Regions from separate parts of the Homo sapiens genome. Here region 1 is linked to region 2. A link is an interaction called in ENCODE POLR2A ChIA-PET data of the cell type or tissue named here. Cell type or tissue: Panc1. All regions are shown on one strand. Links, peaks and the distances in the headings refer to the core of each region. The heading gives the core; the rest is flanking DNA. Region 1 overlaps GRIK5 (glutamate ionotropic receptor kainate type subunit 5). Region 2 overlaps POU2F2 (POU class 2 homeobox 2).

Region 1 (2,500 bases), core at 1-2,500, 82 kb before region 2:
GCTGAGATCACGCCACTGCACTCCAGCCTGGGCAACAAGAGTGGAACTCCATCTCAAAAAAAAAAAAAAAAAGATTAGAGAATTTGAAGAACTGCAATAGAATCTATCCAAAATAAAGCACAGAAAGGAAAAAGTGATGAAAATGAGCACAGAGCCTCAATGGCCTGAGAAATAAGTGGCTTTACCTATGTGACTGGAGTTCCAGAAAGAGAGGAGAGAAAGGGATAACCAAAAAAAAGTCTGATGAAGTAATGGCCTACAACTTTTCAAATTTGATGAAAACCATAAACTTGCAGATGTAAGCTCCATAAACCCCAGGTAGGCTAAACACACATATTTATAAAACGCACCAAGACACATTATAATCAATTGCTGAAAACCAGCAATAAAGAGAAACATCTTAAAAGCAGCTAGAAGGGGGGAAACATATTACATTCAGAGAATCAAAGATAACAGTGCCAGTCGACTTCTTGTCAGAGAGTGTGCAAGCCCAAAGATGATGCAACATGCTGAAAGAAAAATCAAAACAAACTGTCAACCTAGAATTCCACAGCAGGCAAAAATATCCCTCAAAGAAGACACACTAACACATTTTTCATACAAAACCAAAGCTGGGAGAATTAATTGCCAGCAGACCCGCACAGCAAGAAATATTAAAGGAAGTTCTGCAGGTAAAAGAAACACAACACCAGATAGAAACGTGGATGTACCAGAAGGGGTGAAGGGCACCCTCTTCAAATGGTAGATTTGTGGGTAAATAGAAAAGATATATTCCTCACTTTCAAATTTCCTTACGAAGCATTTAGTGGTTTGGTTTTGTTTTTGAGACAGGGTCCTGCTCTAGGGTGGAGAGGCGTGAACACAGCTCACTGCAGCCTCAACCTCCTGGACCCAAGCAATTCTCCCACCTCAGCCTCCCACGGAGCTGGGACCACAGGCATGCATCACCATGCCTGGCTAATGTTTCTTAGTTTTTGTAGAGATGAGGTCTCGCTATGTTGGCCAGGCTGGTGTTGGACGCCTGGGTTCAAGGAATCCTCCAGCCTCGGCCTCCCAAAGTGTTGGGATTACAGGCGTGAGCACCACACCCAGCATTTACTATCTAACACACACACACACACACACACACACCCCTAATGTATTGTGGGGTTCATAAGATATGCAGAGCTCAAAGGACGGGAGGGTGAGAGGAACATATCATGTTGTCAAGGTCTTATATCTTACGTGAAATGGTATAATGTTACTTGAAAGTATTTTGTGGCTGGGTGCGGTGGTTTACGCCTGTAATCCCAGCACTTTGGGAGGCCGAGGCAGGAGGATCACGAGGTCAGGAGATCGAGACCATCCTGGCTAACATGGTGAAACCCCGTCTCTACTAAAAATACAAAAAAATTAGCCAGGCGTGGTAGCGGGCGCCTGTGGTCCCAGCTACTCGGGAGGCTGAGGCAGAAGAATGGCATGAACCCGGGAGGCGGAGCTTGCAGTGAGCCGAGATCGCGCCACTGCACTCCAGCCTGGGGGACAGAGCGAGACTCCGTCTCAAAAAAAAAAAAAAAAAGTATTTTGTAATAAATTAAAGATCCATATTGCAAACCCAGAAAACCACTAAGAAAAATAAAACAAAGAAGTACAGTTAACAAGTCAAGAGTAGAGATAAGCAGAATCTTGAAAATCCCAACAGGCCAGGCACAGTGGCTCACGCTGTAATTCCATCACTTTGGGAGGCCAAGGTGGGCAAATTGCTTGAGCTCAGGAGTTTGAGACCAGCCTGGGCAATGAAGTGAGATCCGGTCTCTACAAAAAATTTAAAAAATTAGCTGGGCATGGTAGAGCGCACCTATGGTCCTAGCTACACAGGAGGCTGAGGCAGGAGGATGGCTTGAGCCCAGGAGTCGTGTTCGTGCCACTGCACTCCAGCGTGGGTGACAGAGTGAGACCCTGTCTCAAAAAGAAAAGAAAAGAAAAGTCCCAGTAACCCCCTAAAGGTAGAAAAAGAGGAAAAGGGGAACAAAGAACAGATGGGACAAATAGCAGGTTGGTAGATTTAAACCTAACCATATCAGTAATTACATTAAGGGTAATTGGTTTGAACCAGCGGCTGGCTAACTATGGCCCACAGGCCAAATCTGACCTGCTGTCTATTTTTGTACAGCCCCATAAGCTAAGAATGGCTTTTACATATACATATATGTATATGTATATATACATGTATGTGTATGTATGTATGTATGTATGTATGTATGTATTTATTTATTTGGAGACAGAGTCTCTCTCTGTTGCCCAGGTTGGAGTGCAGTGGCACGATCTCAGCTTACTGCAACCTCTGCCTCCCAGGTTCAAGCAATTCTCCTGCCTCAGCCTCCCGAGTAGCTGGAACTACAGGCGCACACTGCCACGCCTGGCTAATTTTTTGTATTTTAGTAGAGATGGGGTTTCACCTTGTTGCCCAGGTAGGTCTAGAACCCCTGAGCTCAGGCAATCCGCCCGCATCGGCCTCCCA
Region 2 (12,507 bases), core at 4,587-7,086:
TGGCCTTCTCCAGGGAGATGGATGGAAAACTCATATCCTTCCCCTCCTCCTGATCTCAGCCCCAACTCCTACTGGGGCTTGGGTTCCCCATCCCTACCCACCCCCACACACACACCCACCCCACCCCCCAGAAGAGAACAGAGAGAGGTGGTTTAGTTACTGGCATCAATTTTTTTTTTTTTTTTTTTGGCACAATGAAAAGGCCCACCATTAGGGTAGACCCAGTCTCTGTCCCTCCCTTAAGTAGGAGGTCAGGGTTGGGGAGAAGAGAAATTCAGAGGGCTCCCCACTGCTCCAACCCACTCATCTCTCCTCTCTTTCTAGCCCAGGCCCTTGGCCCCCAACCTCGGACATCTAACCTAGCCCATAGCCTAGCCTGGGGTTGCCCTCCCCATCCCCCACATAAAGCTCCCCAGCCCTCCAACTCTCTCGCTCATACACAGACACACGGACACAGGCTCTGTACAGACCACAAAATAAAAACGATGAGATAGTTTTGTTTCCCGGAGTCGAGACGGGGGACCAGAGTGTAAGGGGCAGATGGGGGTGGGGGGCATGAATTCCCCCATCACCTTCCCAACCCTGGCTCCCTCCAGCCCCCCAGCCCCTTGCCCTGGCTGGCCCCCAGCCAACGATATTTGGTTTCCTTTTTTTAACATTAAAGTTCTATGAGGTATTTGGTGCCTTATCTCGAGTCCTCAGGGGAGGGGGGCCCAGGGGGAGACCTGGGGCTCACCTGCCCCTCCCTCCCTCCTACCCCCTTCCCAATATTTGGTTTCACAGCTGTAGTTAAAGCTTGGGATTTGGTTATTTTTCCCCCTCCCAGGAATTTTTTTTTCTTGTTTTTCTTTTCCTAGGTGTGAGGGTTGGATGGGGAGGGTCCCCAGCACCCCCGGCTGCACAGGGGTCCCTCCACCAACATCAGGGCATCTGCCCCATCCCTGCCCCCTGCTCCTCCTCTCCTCTTTACCCCACTCCCACATACTGGGGTGGGGAGAGGTCCCAGGTGGTGGGACTTGATGGGGAGGAAGCAGGATGAAGTGGGTGGTGGTGAGTCCTGGATTTTCTTTCCTTTTTTTTTTTTTTTTTTCCTTTTTGGTCTAGAATCATAGTTTTTGTTTGAGTCATCTCCACCATGCCTTCCATGCTGCCTGTCTTCTCGGAGGGGGTTTTTGGTTGTAATTCCTTTCATTTTGCTCTGCTCAAATGTCCTTCCTATTTGGTCAGGAGCCCTTGGCCCCCTCTCCACCCTTGGGCTGGGGCCCAAGCCCTCTTGCCAGTCCCTTCTCTCTTCAGGAAATAAACATGGACAAACTCAGAGGTAGGGTAAGGGCAGGGAGTCGTTCAGCGGAGATGCTTACATTCCGGTGAGGTTGGGTAGACGAGGTGCCAGGCCCCATCGTGCCGGGGTGGGAGGGGCGGCTACTTCACCACTGCCCGGACAAGGCACCCAGAGGCCCCTGCAATGGCCGAGTCTCTGCTGCCTCCGTCGCCCAGCCCAACAGTTTCATTTCCCGGGTGGGAGAAGGGAGACAAGGAAAAAAGAGAACGCTGAGGCCTGGAGCTCCATCTGCCTCTCCTCAGAGTGTCCGGCAGAAAGTGGAAGCTGCCCAGGCCAAAGCCCTGCGGTCTCAGGGCTCTCCTCTCTCTCTGCTCCTGCCCAACAAGGGGCAGGGGCCACACTACGGCTGTCAGGCCCCACCCTGATTTCAATGGCTCGTGTCCTTCACTGCAACACTTTGGTTTGAGGAGAGACACAGAAAGAACAAGATTGAGAGAGAAGAGAGGAGAGCAAAGGGAGAGAGAGGAGACAGGAAGGAGGAGAGGAGAGAGGAAGGAGGGGAGGAGAGAGGAAGGAGGGGAGGAGAGAGGTCAGACAAAAGAGAACCGAAAAAGAAATCAAAGGAGGAATCAAACCACCCAAAAGTTGTTAAGTTTTCCTTCATCTGTTCTTTTTGCTTTCTTACTCCTTTTTTTCCTGTCTTTTTTTAAAGCTTTTTCAGTTGATTTGGGAGGGGAGTTTGGGGCTCTTCACCCCTGTCCCTGATACCCTCTCTCAGCCCCGCCCACCCGCTTCCATCTGCCCTGGCCGAGGGACAGGCCCTGCCCCAGCCGCCCCCTCCGGCTTTCCCAAAGACAACGTCCATGAGGTATTTGTGAAGAGAAAGAAGCATCCGTCCTTCCATCCGCCTTGGGGAACAAGGGCCTGGACCACCGGTGCAGGGGCTTGGCTCCGCCTCGCGGTTCCATCTTATTCTTGAAGAGTCCTCATCTTCTTTCCCTTTTATATATATATATATATATATGTTTATATATATATATAAATTTTTTTTCTAGTTTAAATTTATTGTTTGTTTGTTTCTGTTTTTTTGGTTTTCGGTTCAAAACTTTGTTGGCCTCCACAATAGCAGGAGGGCAGGGTGGCTCCCAGTGGTGTCTCTCCTCTGTCCGTCGTCAGTGGAGACGTGTCCGGGGCTGGTCAAACACAGGGTCCAGCCAAGAGTTGTGGAGGTCTTGTGGGAGTGGTGGCCACCACCGCGCCCTCTCAGATGGGGACCACAGGCTGTGGCACTGTCCCCACCACATGGACCCTGATGGGGATGCCATCTCGAGGAACCCCACCACTGGGGTGTGTGCGTGCGTGCATGTGGGGGGAGGGAGAGGCATTCGCCAGTACCAGAGGGGCACAGGGTGGGAAAAGCGAGGTGAGTTCTCTTTTTGGTTTCTGGTTAATGTCAAAGAACGTGAAGGATCCCACGGATAGGCACTGGAATATGAATTTTTTTTTTTTTCAGGGAAACAGACAGGATGGAAAAAGACAACTGAATGCCCTCAACTGAATGTCTTCATCCCCTCTTGCCTGAAATTTCCACCTTCCCATAGGCTGGGGAGGGAGTCAGTTCCAGAGCAGAGGAGGGTGACAGGGTTGAGGAGGGACTTGTGAGAGCTAGAACTTGGCAAAATGGCCTAGCCCACCCTTCAAAGGGGAAAAGAGGGAGGAACAGGGGATGAAAAGTTGTCCGCAGGCCTTCCCTTGAACTCTCCCCTGCTGGGGGGAGGGAGGAGGTTAAAGCAAGACCCCCTGCCCAGGTGGGGAGAGCTGGGGGCCAGGGGAGAAGGGGACACATGGTAGGGACACATTCTGTTGAGCACAATGCTAAAAATTCTGTACATCCTTTGGATGAAGCTACTGAATATTTGGTGTAAGGTTGTTCAGGCCCTTTCTCTTTCACCTTCTGGAAAAGAACATTTGGTGGGTGGTGCTAAGCCCCAGCCCATCTGCCCAGGCTGTGCCCTGTCTTCGCTGGCCCAGGGCTGGGGGCTGGGATTAGGAAGCTGGCATCTTCTCTTTTTCCTTCTGTAGCCCCCACGGGGGAGGCAGGGTTGGGGGTTGGTCCCACAGCCAGGGCTCGGTGGCATGAGGTCTGACCTGCTGGAGGCTTCTCCGCCCCTGGCTGGGGTTTTTATTTGGCGTCGTAGCAGTGAGGGTGAGCACGCTGAGGTCTGGCTCGCGACTGGTTTTTTGGTTTGTTTGATTTTGTGGGTTTTTTTTTTTTTTGGTTTGTTTTTGGTTTTTTTTTGTTTGTTTTTCACCTCTGGTTCCTTTGGGGCAGCTGGTTTCTGTTGTGATTATTTTTGGTTTTCTCTTTTGTTGGTTAGTTTCTTTCCTTTTTTTTTTTTTTTTTGGTTGGTTGTTTTTTTGGTCTTTCCTCCCTTGTCACTCCTGCTCTGAGGACCCTCTGCGTCCCCACCACTGGCCTCCTCGCCCTCTTCCCAGGCAAGGGACCAAGGCAGGGACCAGAGGAATGGGAGGGGAGGCATGGCTGGCCCTCACTCAGGTTTGGACCCTGCCTCGGGCCCCCCTGGACCTCCAGGGGTCTGTGCTGCCGTCTCGCTGCAAGTGGAGGAGGAGGAGGATGAGGATGAAGAGGATGAGGAGGAGAGGCCAGGAGACTTGCTGGAGATGGAGGCTGCCACAGCCGCAGCCGCTGCTGAGACCAGGCCCACACCAGGCGGGGTGCTGAGCAGGGGCAGCCCAGCATGATTCAAGAAGAGCGGCGAGGTCACCAGGCCAGGGCTCCCCGGGGCTGCACCGGCTGCCCCCAGCACCAGATTCCCGCTGCCATCAAGGCTGGTAAGGGGCAGGGTTCCACCAGAGGCCAGGGCTGGCGGGGAGAGAGAGAGGCTGGGCTAAGGGCATGCCGGGCCAGGGGAGACCTTTGCCTTCCAGCATCCTGCCCAGAGTGCCCCCCATCTCCCCATCGGTCCCACTGACCCCCATCAGCACCCCTCACACCTTCCCCAAAGGTGAGATGGGTATGAAGAGGCAAGCAATGCAGTGAGCAGGGGCAGGATGGCATGGCTGGAGCAGCAATGGCAGGGCTCGAGGCCCCAGAGGATAGGGCTGGTGACGATGGGTGTGACATGAGGCAGCACGCACCTTGGATAGTGGCCAAAGGGTTGTTGCTCATGAGGGCTGGACTCAGCCCGGAGCTCAACCCCACCATTGTGCTTCTGCAAGAGGCAAAGCAGAGGCATTAGCAGGGGCAGGGACCTGCCAACATAACTGGGGTGCCGCTCCCCACCCTAGAAGCAGCAGCGACCCTGCTTCTCCCCACAGCTTCCCACGTGCACCCACTTACCCCGTGCTGGGGTTCAGGCCTGACAAGCCGATAGCCGAGTGGCTGCCTTGAGGGCTGGGGTTTGTGCTGTTGGTGGTGGCCGGGGGTGGGGGAGTGACAGAGGGGATGGAATTGAGGGGGGGCGCAGCCCCGCCCCCGCCCCCACCCCCTCCAGCTGTCCGGCTGGGGTGGAGCGTCCCCACAGCTGAGGATAAGGTAGTAACTGCCAGAGAGAGACAGAAAGATGGGGTCTTCAGCTTCCACTCGTCCCCCACTGAGGAACCTGGGGTCAGCTCCTACTTGTCCTCCCGCCCAGCTCACGCAGCATCTCCTCAGTCAGAACAGCCTTAGACCTCCCTGCCCTCTCTTCCCAGAGTCATTTCCCTGTGCCTCTGCCATGGTGACCCCTGTCATAACAATGGAAGTCAGAGCAGGTGCTTCCTGCTGAGCCCTGGCACTCTACACTCCCTGCCCTGAACCACTTTTTTACCGACTAGAAACGGGGGTGCCCAGGAGACAAAGCCCTATGGCTCCCTCTAGGGGCTGGGGAGGGGCGAAGGGTGCCAGGCACACTGCCACATCTGAGGGATGGGCAACCTGGCAGGGGCTGAGGGCCCAGACTCAGCCAGACTGCTGGGGTAGAAACTCCTGGCTCTGTCTCATCCCAGTGGTGCCCTTGGGTGAGTGCCTTAACCTCTCTGACCTTCAGATCCCTTGTCTGGAAAATGGGGATAATAATAGACCCTATCTCATAAAATGAGTTTGAGAATTAAGTCAGTCAATGCAGTTTAGAAAGAGTTTAGTACAGTGCCAGGCAAGCACTTACTACTTTATAAATCTCCACTTACTATTTTCTAGCCTGGGGAGGGGCAACGTGTTGTTTTATGTGTATATATATTATGTGTATATATATTATGCATATATATATTATGTGTGTGTGTATATATATATATATATATATATTTTTTTTTTTTTTTTTTTTGAGATGGAATCTCACTCTGTCACCAGGCTAGAGTGCAGTGGTGTGATCTCAGTTCACTGCAACCTCCTCCTCCCGGATTCAAGTGATTCTCCTGCCTCAGCCTCCCGAGTAGCTGGGATTACAGACACACGCCACCACGCCCAGCTAATTTTTGTATTTTTAGTAGAGACAGGGCTTACCATGTTGGCCAGGCTGGTCTCGAACTCCTGACCTCAGGTGATCCACATGCCTTGGCCTCCCAAAGAGCAGGGATTATAGGCATAAGCCACCACACCCAGCGAATTTTATATTATTATTATATATATGGTGTATAACCATACATATAAACCTACCGTGTCCCAGGAAGAGGGAGGGGAACTCTGGATACAAGACTATGTATGTATGCATGTATGTGTGTATATGTACATACACATACACTCTTACATACATGTATTTATATCTTTTTATGTTTTACACATTCATAATAATTTAATAAAAACTGAGGCTTAGAAGGATAAAATAAGTGCTTGAATTCACACAGCTTAAAAATGACAGAGGCCAGGCACAAAACTCAAGTGCCTCACCTTTTACCAGGCCCATGCTTTTCTCATATGAAATCGTGAAGCAGATTAAAGCTGAGTTGCTCCTGCAGAGGAGGGGTGAGTCCTACCCTCTTCCCACTGTCTCTCCCATTCCCCCACCCACACTCCCCAGGCCCAGTCTTGAGGCCCATGGACACCCAGAGCCACTTGGGAACCTCAGGCTCCAGCCTGTGCCACATCCTCCCAGTCCCCCCTCACCATTTTCTGCCCTCCCTGACCTGTTGTGCTCAGACTGCTGGAAGCTTGGGACAACGGTAAGGTCCCCGCGCCCCCTTGGGGTGTGACCTGAGGAGAGAAGAAAGGAGGTGTGGTTAGCCACTGTCTGCCAGCAGCCCCCGTGATGCTCCCTGTAGGACCCCACTCCTCCGTCCCAGGATGGGGGCAGGGGGCTTTGGCACAATGCTGCATTTGTATTATTCCACATGCTTTCTTCACACTTGCCCTAGCTGATCCTGAGCCACAAGCAGGAAGGGCTAATTCTCCATTGAGAACACTCCCCACCTCTCTTCTGACACCGCCCCATCTGGCTAGTCTTTGCAGGGTTGTGTCCTGTCTGAAGTGACTGCACCGGAAGAGTGGCTGCTCCACATGCTCCTGATATTGTTGGTTCTGCAAAACTAAAACTCTTTTCCCTGGACAAGCAAACACCACCCTTTTACCAGTGGGGTTGGCAAGCAATGCAGGAGAGACTGTTCAAAGTGACCCAGGCAGGGAAAGAGCAGATCTAAAGTGCGAGGCTAAATGGATGCATATCTTTGCATCGGGGTGTTGAGATGTCATATTACTTGATTTTCTGGGACCATCAGCTTCCTTCTTGGCCACCCCACCTCCAGTCTCACCTTTGCATCAGCCCCAGAAACCTCACTAAATGTGACTCTCTCCTTCCCCAGCTCAAAACCACTCCTTACCTCCTCACTGCCCATGGTTCAAGTTCCAGCTCTTCACTGTAAAACTTGGGGTACATGCCCCCACTCCTTCCCCAACCTCATTCATATAAACTGCAGCACCAACCACACTAAATTGCACTGGAGTTTCTCAAATTGGGCTGGGCACACCCTGGCTTCTAGGCCTTAGTACACACTGGTCCAGGAAGGCTCTTTGCCTTCTTGTGGCTGGCTAACTCTCCCTTGTCCTTTAGAACTCAGTTCAGACAGTGCCTCCTTCACACCGATGGGGGCAGGGGCTCCTCTCTGGAGCATCACAGCTCTTCCCAGAAATGGAAATAAAAGGATGGGATAAAGGATGTCCCAGCTGTGTCTGATATCAAGTGGGCCTGTGTATAGCTGTGGACCTGAGAGTACACCCATGGGTGTGACAATTTCCCCGAACGGCAAATAAGTGCCTCTCCCTGCCTCTGTGTGGTTGTGAGCCTGTGTGTTCTAACCTGGACCACGTCCCTGGACATATATCCCTTCCTGTGTGGCTATGGCACTGTGATAACTCTGTGTCTGGCTATGTCGGTGTGTATCTAGGGGTGCTTGTATCCCCCATGTAAGACCACAGTTCCCTGGAAACCGTCCCTGTGTAACTGTGCCCATCTACGTGATGGCCTGTCTCCAAGAGTGACTCTTCTTGTCTCTGTTCTAGGCTCTGTGGACAACCAGGTAGGGTGGGCTTCACACAGGTGCCTGCGGAGCTCTGTGGTCTCCCCACCCCCCAGGCGGGCTCTTGGTACCATATGGGGGCTGTAGCTGGCCGGCTTCCCTGGGCTGGGCAGCATGGGGGCCGCACTGCAGGGGTTGATGCGTTTCTCCTTCTGGCGCCGGTTGCAGAACCAGACGCGGATCACTTCCTTCTCCATGTGCAGCTGCTCGGCGATCAGCAGGATCTCCTCTGAGGTAGGCTTCTGGTTCTGCAGGCAGAGGGCTCGTTAGCCCGAGGCCCACCGCCCGCCACCCCTCAGGTGAGGGCCACCCAGGAGAGGGGGGCCTCACCGCTAGAAAACTCTTCTCTAAGGCGAAGCGGACGTTTGTCTCGATGCTGGTCCTCTTCTTGCGTCTCCGGCCGGGCAGGCCGTCGAAACCCAGGCTGGGGCTGCTCAGCTGGTTGGGGCTGGGCAGGCTTGAGTCCACAGACATAGTCTCTGTGCGCCGGGGGAGACGTGAGCATGAGAAGGGGCCTCCCGCGGCCAGCGGCCACTGCCCGCCCCCTACGCGGGAACCCCAGCCTGGTCCCACCTGCATCGTTGAGCCACTTCTCCAGGAGGGGCTTGAGTTTGCACATGTTCTTGAAGCTCAGGTTGAGGGCCTCGAAGCGGGAAATGGTCGTCTGGCTGAAGTCGTTGCCGTAGAGCTTGCCCATGGCCAGGCCCACATCACCCTGGGCCAGTGGGGCGGGGAAGGGCCCGAAGTCAGGGTGGGGCCTTCCGGCACTGGGCCCGCTCCGCCCGCCCACTGGCCACGCCCCTCGCGGCATCTATCAACTGGCCACGCCCCCACGCCCACCGCCCAGCCTGCAAGGTGCCTCCAGACCTGCGTGAAGCCCAGCTTGATGCGGCGTTGCTTGAAGGTGCGGGCGAATTGCTCCAGCTCCTCCAGATCACTGGGCTCCTCGGGGTGGGATGGTGGCTCCAAGCATTTGGGGGGCTGCGGGTGCGAGAGGTGCGGGTCGGGCAGCGTAGGGCGGGTCACGGCCTGGTGGGGTGGGCAGGTGGGTGGGATGCAGGGCGGAGGACCAGGATGGGGCTCAGCGATGGGTGCACAGTCCCCCTCCCGCCCTCTTCGCCCCTGCGTTCCATCCGCCGCCTGCAGACTCCCCCCGCCTTCCTCCACAAGCACCGTCAATCCCTTTAAAGGTCCCTCCACATGCACTGTTAATCCCTTTAAAGGTCCGACTCTGCTGCCCTACATGGGTTTCCTCATTGCCTGGGACTCTCTGCACTGTCCCTTCACGCCTGCGAACTCCCAGAAGGAGCAGCCAGCTTTTTGTGCCAGGGCTCTTTCCCTGGAGCTGGAGGCAGTGGTTCATCCTCATCTCAACCTGGGAATCAGGGACTGGCCCTGCCACCAAATCACTGCTTAGCCCAGGCCTCACTTTCCCCCTCTGCAGGATGGGAACAATCACTGCTGTTCTGTCTACCCAGTGGGGCTGTTGAGAGAATCGGGTTAAAAATGAGTAGGTCGTGCAGACCCATGGACTGTACAATGCCAAGAGTGAACCCTAATGTCAGCTATGAACTTTGGGTAATAGTGATGTGTCAATGTAGGTTCATCACCTGTTACGCTTGTACCACTCTGGTTGGGGATGTAGATGATGCAGGAAGCTGTGCATGTGTAGGGGCAGAGATAGATGGGATATCTCTATATCTTCCACTCAGTTTTGCTGTGAATCTAAAACAGCTCTTAAGAAATTAAGTCCTAAGCAATGAGTAGATTGCAAATAAAGTAAAAGTTAAGAAAAAAAAAAAAGGACTGGGAGGGCAATTAGAGAGATTTACAAAAAAGCAACAGCTCTATCTGGGATTCTTCATTGCCCTAACAATAAAGGATATGAAGCAGGTGGTGGGTACAGGGATGTTTGTCGCTCAGGTCCTTTATCCATTATTCTCCAAAATGCTGGGGCAGATGTTTAGGAATTTTTCAGTTTTTTTTTTTTTTTTTTTTTTGAGATGGAGTTTCACCCTTGTTGCCTAGGCTGGAATGCAATGGTGCGATCTTGGCTCACCATAACCTCTGCCTCCTGGGTTCAAGTGATACTCCTGCCTCAGCCTCCCGAGTAGCTGGGATTATAGGCATACGCCACCACACCCGGCTAATTTTGTATTTTTAGTAGAGATGGGGTTTCTTCATGTTGGTCAGGCTGGTCTCGAACTCCCGACCTCAGGTGATCCACCCGCTTTGGCCTCCCAAAGTGCTGGGATTACAGGGGTGACCACTGCGCCCTGCCTTTTTTTTTTTTTTTGGTATAAATTTAAGGACAGCCGAGTGCAATGGCTCACACCTGTAATCCCAATACTTTAGGAAGCCAAAGTGGGAGGATCGCTTGAGCACAGGAATTTGAGACTAGCCTGGGCAACATGGCGAAACCCTATCTCTACAAAAATTTTAAAAATTAACCAAGCATGTGGGGCGTGACTGTAGTACCAGCAACTCAGGAGGGCTGGGGACTGCTTCACTTGAGCCCAGGAGGCTGAGGCTGCAGTAAGCTGTGATCACACCACTGCACTCCAGCCTGGGTGACAGAGTAAGACCCTGTCTCAAACAAAAAACAAAATGTTAAAAGATACAAGTGCAATTTTGTTACACAAATGTATTGTGTAGTGATGAAGCGTAGGCTTTTAGTGTATCCATCACCCAAACAGTGTACATTGTACCCATTAAGTAATTTCTCATCATCCACCCACTCTCACCCCTCTCAGGTTTTGTTGTTGTTGTTGTTTTAGAGACCAGTCTTGCTATGTTGCCCAGGCTGGCCTCAAACTCCTGGGCTCAAGTGATCCTCTTGCCTCAGGCTCACAAGTAGCTGAGACTATAGGCATGCACCACCGTGCCTGTTTCAGTTTTCAGAAAACCTACATAGGCAGCCAGGCACAGTGGCTCATGCCTGTAATCCGAGCACTTTAGGAGGCCGAGGCAGGTGGATCACCTGAAGTCAGGAGTTCGAGACCAGCCTGGCCAACATGGTGAAACCCCATCTCTATTAAAAATACAAAAATTAGCTGGGTGTGGTGGCGCATGCTTGTAATCCCAGCTACTTGGGAGGCTGAGGTAGGAGAATCGCTTGAACCTGGGAGGCAGAGGGTGCAGTGAACTGATATTGAGCCAATGCACTCCAGCCTGGGCAACAGAGCGAGACTCCATCTCAAAAAAAAAAAAAAAAACAAAAAGAAAGAAAGCCTACATAGGATGTATATCATAGATAATGTGGCCCGGCCCCCACCCCCACTAGGGTCAAGAATATTACTCCTTAATCAGATACAGTAACAGTTTTGCAGCAGCAAAAATGCCATACCAAGAGGGACAAAGAAAAGTCATACACTGGCTTATATCATGGCAGGGCAGGTTTTGCAGTCAAATGAGTTCTCATGCCAATGGTGGAAGAACAACTTGACTTTCTGAGCATTTGGGATTTCAGAACTGCAGTTAAGACCTGTATTAGTCTCTAACTCTTCAGTCAGTCCTTCTGAAATAGTTCACATATATTTTTTTAAAGGGCTATAAAAAATGGGTAGAAAAAAACTTTGAAATTCATAAAAGGTAGTGAAAATTATCATTAAAGTCTAGAACTCAGGCAGCAAACTGAAAGAAAGGCCTCGGGGTCCAGGTGCCAAGGTGGCCTGGAGAGCTGGCACCCTCTCTAAGGGGCCTCTGCTCCTGCCAGTGGCCAGGCCAACTGCTCACTGCGCCAAGCCACCACGTAGACACAGGTACAGCCCTGCCAGATTTTCTGGTTTATCAAGAGGAGCTGGAAATGTGGTGCTTTCTGGGAATTTAGTTGACAATGACCAAATAAAAGACACCTGTGGGCCTTGTTTTCAGTCTCCAGTCTGGGAAGTGGATGTGAAATAATCACCTAACGAATGCCTTGTTCAGAGAATCCTCCGTTGCAGTGCTGGAAGAGGCCCGAGGCATTTGCAGCCTAAAGGCTTGCAGCCCCTTGCAATTTTGTGTGTTTTTACACATGAGCATTTTGGGGGAATGGGGATCAGATCTAAATCTTTCATCATATTCTCAAAGGAGCTCATGTACTAGAAAGGGTTAAGAACCACTTGTCTGGGCCAGCTCCCCTCATTCTATAGAGGAAGAGGCTGACCCAGACAGGGAGATGGGCTTGCCTGAGGTCTCACAGCAAATCACTGGCAGAGTGTGGCTGGGTCAAATGGAAAGGAGACTCTCACTCATCCCCCACCCCCGTTTACCCAGCTTTCAGCAGGCCTTGCTGCTGGCCTGGCCTGGTGCACTCAATGGACAGTCTCACCTGTGTGGGAAGCCCGGCCCGGGGCTGGGAGGTCAGAAGAGCTCCCTGGGTTTGCTGAGGTAGCTGGAATAGATTTGGTGTCGGTAGCAGGCCTGGAAAGACAAGGGGAAATACACAGGGTGAGGGGGAGGGGAAGGTGAGGAAGTTCTGTGGAGGCGTCAGGGAGGCCATCTGGGGTGGGGGCCTTACCTGGCTGGCTCTGCTGGGCCTGCGGTAGCAGGAACTGAGCAGGTGGCTGGAGGTGGTGGCCTGGCACAAGCACCAGCTGCTGGAGCTGGAGGAGCTGCTGTATGTCCTGGCAGGGAGTGGGGTGGACAGAAAGATAGCCTGAGTCCTGGCTGGGTTTCATCCTCTCTGCATCACCTGAACCTTGAGGGGCTGAAACCAGGAAGCTGCTCCACATGGC

The links. ChIA-PET counts read pairs that join two places held together with the same protein. Peaks named below come from ENCODE experiments on the same cell type or tissue, not always from the same donor. Only the 100,000 strongest peaks of a DNase experiment are listed, where the experiment ranks them.
Region 1: POLR2A ChIA-PET joins it to region 2 with 10 read pairs; 3 of 35 experiments call an interaction of 5 or more read pairs at or near these places.

Annotation. Positions count from the first base shown.
Region 1 is chr19:42,010,012-42,012,511 of GRCh38, forward strand. All of the region lies in intron 15 of GRIK5 (glutamate ionotropic receptor kainate type subunit 5), which reads right to left. Among named protein-coding and RNA genes, the nearest start is that of ATP1A3, 17 kb to the left of the region's middle. In Panc1, for the core only: no CTCF peak of the experiment used is centred there; no DNase peak of the experiment used is centred there; H3K27ac peaks cover 1,198 bases.
Region 2 is chr19:42,087,426-42,099,932 of GRCh38, forward strand. POU2F2 (POU class 2 homeobox 2) reads right to left here. Exons shown (of 15, transcript NM_001394376.1): 6 at 12,291-12,396; 7 at 12,102-12,193; 8 at 8,657-8,818; 9 at 8,363-8,504; 10 at 8,120-8,268; 11 at 7,861-8,037; 12 at 6,404-6,470; 13 at 4,644-4,845; 14 at 4,442-4,515; 15 at 1-4,166. The coding sequence ends at 3,832. Among named protein-coding and RNA genes, the nearest start is that of ZNF574, 18 kb to the left of the region's middle. In Panc1, for the core only: CTCF peaks have their summits at 5,159 (motif pointing left) and 5,362; no DNase peak of the experiment used is centred there.